2 separate regions of the Homo sapiens genome follow, and region 1 is linked to region 2. Evidence: chromatin contacts called from ENCODE Hi-C or POLR2A ChIA-PET data. All regions are on one chromosome and are shown on one strand. The core of a region is the stretch at or near the end of the contact, and the rest is flanking DNA. Distances in the headings are between cores, read along the strand shown. Region 1 holds the start of BPIFC (BPI fold containing family C). Region 2 holds the start of RFPL3S (RFPL3 antisense).

Region 1 (2,718 bases), core at 102-2,601, 93 kb before region 2:
TCATGCAATCAGGCTGGGTGCGGTGGATCATGCCTGTAATCCCAGGACTTTGGGAGGCCAAGGCAGGTGGATCACTTGAGGTCAAGAGTTCAAGACCAGCCTGGCCAACATGGTGAAACCCCATCACTACTAAAAATACAAAAATTAGCCAAGTTTGGTGGTGCACACCTGTAATTCCAGCTACTCAGAGGGCTAAGGCACAAGAATCGCTTAAACCCTGGAGGCAGAGGTTGTAGTGAGCCAAGATCATGCCACTGCACTCCAGCCTGGGTGACAGTGAGACTGTCTCAAAAAAAAAAAAACCAAAAAACAAAAAAAAAAACTTCATACAATCAAATCCCTGGCCATCTAAAATACATTAATGGCCGGGTATGATGGCTCACATCTGTAATCCCAGCACTTATGAAGCCAACACGGGTGGATCAATCACATGAGGTCAGGAGTTCGAGACCAGCCTGGCCAATGCAGCGAAACCCTGTCTGTACTAAAAATACAAAAAATTAGCTGGGCGTGGTAGCGCACTCCTGTAATCCCAGCTACTAGGGAGGCTGAGGCAGGAGAATTGTTTGAACCCAGGGGGCGGAGGTTGCAGTGAGCCAAGATCGCTCCACTGCACTCCAGCCTGGGTGACAGAGTGAGACTCCATCTCAAAAAATAAATAAATAAAAATAAAAATAGATAAAACACATTAACTAAAATGAATTTATTGGAGATGAGAGTAGGGCTGGAGTTTGGAATCTGAAAATGTTAAGTTGCATAATAGTTGATGAACCCACCCACCCAACTTAGGTTTAAGGAATGCTGGAACAGTAAGTCATTAATAACATTCTGAAAAGGAGCGGACGGACACTGAGAGATGCCAACTGAGGTCCTACCCTGAGTGATAAGGTAACTAGGTCAGCCCGATTGTCAAGCCTCATGCTTTCAGACTGAATCTGATGATCCACCACAAGTCCCAAAGGTATTCTGGGCAGTAGTAGAGCCATCCACCGCAGGCACCCTGACCAGAAGGAACCAGCTTATGATTCCAGACAGGAAAATTCTTCCTCTTCCAATGCAGTTTAACACCGTTTTCAATCATTTTGGTAAAGTAGCCATCACAATTTCACAAGTGGTGTGTGTGTGTGTGTGTGTGTGTGTGTGTGTGTGTTTTGCAGGAAGATAATTATTGCATAGGTGGCACTGTCTGTTTATCTAGGTAGATACTGTAGTGCTCATTCATGCCATTGGGTAATTGTAGTGAAGCAATTATGTATCACATTTTGAAAGAGGCATTAAAAAAATTCACCACTGAGATGAGTCAGACTTAATTATCTTGGCTTTTTAGCAGCTGAGTTTAAGGCGCAAGGTGGAGAACACATCAGCTTCAAAGGCAGAGAGAATCGAAGGTGCTCTCCAGCTTTGGACACTTCCTCTGCTTGAGGTAAGACTCATGAACAAACTTCAGGTCTCTGCCAGCCATGATCTCCAAACTGGAGATGTCCCAGATTTGGTAGGACACTTTGAACAGGCAGCTGTCATATATCCTGGGTTATTATTATTGTCTGCCTAGATTTTTCTGTATCTTTGTTTGTTTGTTTGTGTGATGTCACATATGCGCACCTGGAGGCTTCTTAGGCAAAAGCTTTAGTGACAGCTAAACAGCCATAAGAGAGAAAAGAGTTGGTTTAAACCACCTACTTAGTTTTGCATCATGGAACAATGTTAAGAGGGTTGCTCAGTGATCTGGACTTATTTTTGCCTCCATTTCAGAGGGGAACCCAGCACAGTGGCAGAAAATTCTATCTTGTCTCTCAAAATCAGCATGGTTAGGACTAAGGAGTTGTTATAATCTCTGTGCTTTCAAGGCAGGTCTTAAAGCACATCAGTGACCTAGATCCTGCCAGAGCAAAACTAGCCACCCACTTGCCTGGACTGTTGAACTTGTTGGTGTTAGGCATAGAGTTTTGGGGAAAAGACATGCTATGAATTCTCAAGGTCCTTGTCATTAGAGATGTTGCTATAAAACTAGATGTGAGGAGTGGATCCCTTGAAATATTCTGCCCACGTTCCATACCTGTCGATTTAGACTTCTTATGTACGGTCATTTTGTCTTAACCAATATGTCGGAATACCCTTCTAGTTTAGACTTCTTTAAACCTGTTGAACTTAATTTTTCAACCTGCGCCTCTGTTTTGAAGGCTACATTTTACTCATTCATTACTCCCTTAATCGGTTTTTCCAGAGTCAGTCAAAGCTCTTGCCAAGCAGCAGTAGTAGTAGGACCATCTGTGAGTTTCAGGTGTTTTCTAAATTGGACTGGCATTTTCTTAGCTGTCAGGATGACTCACACAAGGACCATTTAATTTAGGAGTATTATTCTGTCTGTGTATTTGTATGGAAAAATAATGACTACTGAGATTTTGAATCTTGGAAAGAAGCAATTCCCCAGAAGCAACAAAATAGATAACTTGCTGGTGGGGTTTTTAAGTGATCTTGGATCCTTTTAACAGGCAACTAGCCCTGCCTGCACTTGTCAGCCAAATTACTTAACCTTTTAGTAGTCATCACCTTGCTTGACAAGGTTCCTTTCCTCCCCTGCCCATAAGTTATCATCGTAACTGAACAATTCAATGAAAAGTTATGTACAATTCACCCCTTCATACCCCAGTAATTTCTTTCACTCATAAAATTTCTAGAGGAAAAATATGTTTTCCTGCCTGTAATTTTGGATTCCTG
Region 2 (2,784 bases), core at 162-2,661:
GAAGGGTACCTATTCTCTTTGAAACATAGCAACTCTCTCATCTTAACCCTAAAATTTTCATTTGTTCTATTTATTTTAGGGCAGGTCACTTTCAACAGCTTGTTTTCTTGGGCATATCATAAAAGTATTTGCAATTGGGTGTTATGTATCAGCCAGAATACACACGTAGTTATACATTTTGAAAGTTATCTAAAATTCTGCATTCAGAAACACTTTAATTATATGTATTAGGCTGGGCATGGTGGTTCACGCCTCTAATCCCAATACTTTGGGAGGTCGAGGTGGGTGGATTGCTTGAATCCAAGAGTTGAAGACCAGCCTGGGCACCATGGAAAAACCCCATCTCTACAAAATATTAGCTGAGCATGGCGGCAAGAACCTGTAGTCCCAGCTACATGGGAGGCTGAGTTGGGAGGATCACCTGAGCCTGGGAGGTCAAGGCTGCAGTGAGCCATGATCAAGCCACTGCACTCCAGCCTGAGTGACAGAGTGAGACCCTGTCTCAAATAAAAAATTATATGTATTCACCCAAAGTGTTCACCCCACCGAGAAGATGCACTGGTGAAAATATAGTGATTTTTTTTTCCTTTAAATACTCAGTGAATGGCCAGCCGTTTACATACACAATGGTAGACAAATTCCTCTGTGAATTCACAAAGTTTGGGAGATAAATAAGTGCATAGTAATATATAGAGATAAGTGGAAAAATAAGTTTCATAATTATATTGTGAGAGAAATATGATTTTTATAATATCAAGTAACACTTTTTTCTAATTCTGAACAGTTTATTGCTTCTAGAAACATTAGATCACTCAGGAATGGTAGAAATATGACTTTTTAGGGAAATATGACTTTTAAAATGTGACTTTAAAAAATGTCACTTTTTAAGAAACATGACTTTTATAACAATATCCATTTATGCTGTCTTTAATTCTGAACAGTTTGCTTATTGGTTCTAGAAATATTAGATGACTCAGGAATGGTAGAAATATTTGGCAATGGAATTTCGAATCGAGAATGGAACTTCTGGTTGTTACTAACATATCGGTTTTGCCCCTGCTCAGTTTGAAATTCTTGCCATTGAGTGTATTTTGGGGTACACAATTTCTCCTCCTAAAACTTATTTTAATAAGCACAGAATAGTAATTAATGAGCTTGGGTTTTGTTGTTTTTTTTTTAAGTAAAACGCCTAATCTTTTATTTTATTTTATTTTATTTTATTTTTTTACGGAGTCTCGCTCTGTCGCCCAGGCTGGAGTGCAGTGGCGCTATGTCGGCTCACTGCAAGCTCCGCCTCCCGGGTTCACGCCATTCTCCTGCGTCAGCCTCCCGAGTAGCTGGGGGCTCCCGCCACCACGCCCGGCTAATTTTTTGTGTTTTTAGTACAGACGGGGTTTCACCATGTTAGCCAGGATGGTCTCTATCTCCTGACCTCGTGATCCACCCACCTCGGCCTCCCAAAGTGCTGGGATTACAGGTGTGAGCCACCACTCCCTGCCGTAAAAGGCCTAATCTTTAATGACCCTCCTGTGCGTGTGAAAGCACTCTTGTTGGTGCAGCAGAAAGCGGACCTCACAATACACATTGTGACTTTACCCTGAGACGTTGATGATGCTCCTATCACCATGGTTATGTGATTGGGTATATCTTGCCCTCGGTCCTAACTGCCACTGTCTGTGCTGAGTTTTTCAAAGTTCATAGCAGGTTGAACATGCTTGCTGTCATTTTCACAGATTCTGGTCTTTCTTATGGGGAACCTGAGTTCCTGCATTAAAGGTATGTTCACATTGGCCTGTTGAATGCTGTCCTCTCAAATGTACTAGTTAATATTTAAAAATATATTTTATTAAAAAATTCTCCTCTGTATTTTTCATATGCAGTTATAAATGTGTTTCCCGGTTATGTTTTATTCCTCAATTTATATATTTGATTCTAGTATCAAGCAGGATGCCTTTGAGCTTTTCCTTTATTTAAAAGACATGTCTTATTTCCTGTTACATCTGGCACCCCTCAAACCACCCAATTAGGTATCCTTCTGGGAAAAATATGGCAAAGTATGTTTTAATGCAGTTTTTACCTAATTAAGAACCTATTAAAATCATTAATTTTAAAAATTAGGAGCAAAGCTAGAATGATGCAGATGTCTTTGAGGCTTTTAACACAACGAAGTGTGTCCATCTTTGTCTTTTGTTGTTGTTTTTTTGTTTGTTTGTTTGTTTTTGAGATGGAGTCTCACTCTGTCGCCCAGGCTGGAGTGCAACGGTGCGATCTCGGCTCACTACAACCTCCGCCTCCCGGGTTCAAATGATTCTCTCGCCTCAGCCTCCCGAATAGCTGGGATTTCAGGCACCCACCATCATGCCCGGCTAATTTTTGTATTTTTGTAGAGACAAGGTTTTACCATGTTGGCCAGGCTGGTCTTGAACTCCTGACCTCAGGTGATCCACCTGCCTCGGCCTCCCAAAGTGGTGGTGTTACAGGCGTGAGCCACCACACCAGGCCCTGGCCTGTTTTTAGTATGTCTTTCCTCTCTCCTTTTTCATGAAATGTGTATTCAGTTTAGTAAATTTGGAATATGTCATTTATATTCACATATTAACTTTTTGAAAAGAAGTAAGAATGTGTATTGTCTATGTGTCAGTGTGTGAAACAAAACACACTTATTTTTATGATTGGGGTTTATCCAAAATGATAGAGATAACAATTATAGTCAATCACCCAAACCACTTACCTTTCCAAAGGTAAATATAATCAAGTGTAATCATTTTTTCTCATCCAGAGAGT

What was found. A loop is a pair of places that touch in the nucleus more often than their neighbours do. ChIA-PET counts read pairs that join two places held with the same protein, here RNA polymerase II (POLR2A). Pooled maps may share reads with other maps.
Region 1: a map with no recorded cell type shows a loop between it and region 2 (2.0-fold over the local background). The contact joins the promoter of BPIFC here to the promoter of RFPL3S in region 2. A Hi-C loop is called at or near these places in 4 of 168 maps with a recorded cell type or tissue (A673, K562, endothelial cell of umbilical vein and 1 more), 3 of 37 single-sample maps with no recorded cell type and 9 of 50 pooled maps. POLR2A ChIA-PET finds 5 or more read pairs at or near these places in 1 of 52 experiments (activated CD4-positive, alpha-beta T cell).

The regions. Positions count from the first base shown.
Region 1 is chr22:32,463,079-32,465,796 of GRCh38, reverse strand. It overlaps BPIFC (BPI fold containing family C), which reads left to right and starts at 1,351. Exons shown (of 17, transcript NM_174932.3): 1 at 1,351-1,423.
Region 2 is chr22:32,369,891-32,372,674 of GRCh38, reverse strand. It overlaps RFPL3S (RFPL3 antisense), which reads left to right and starts at 1,411. Exons shown (of 5, transcript NR_104232.1): 1 at 1,411-1,477; 2 at 1,734-1,776.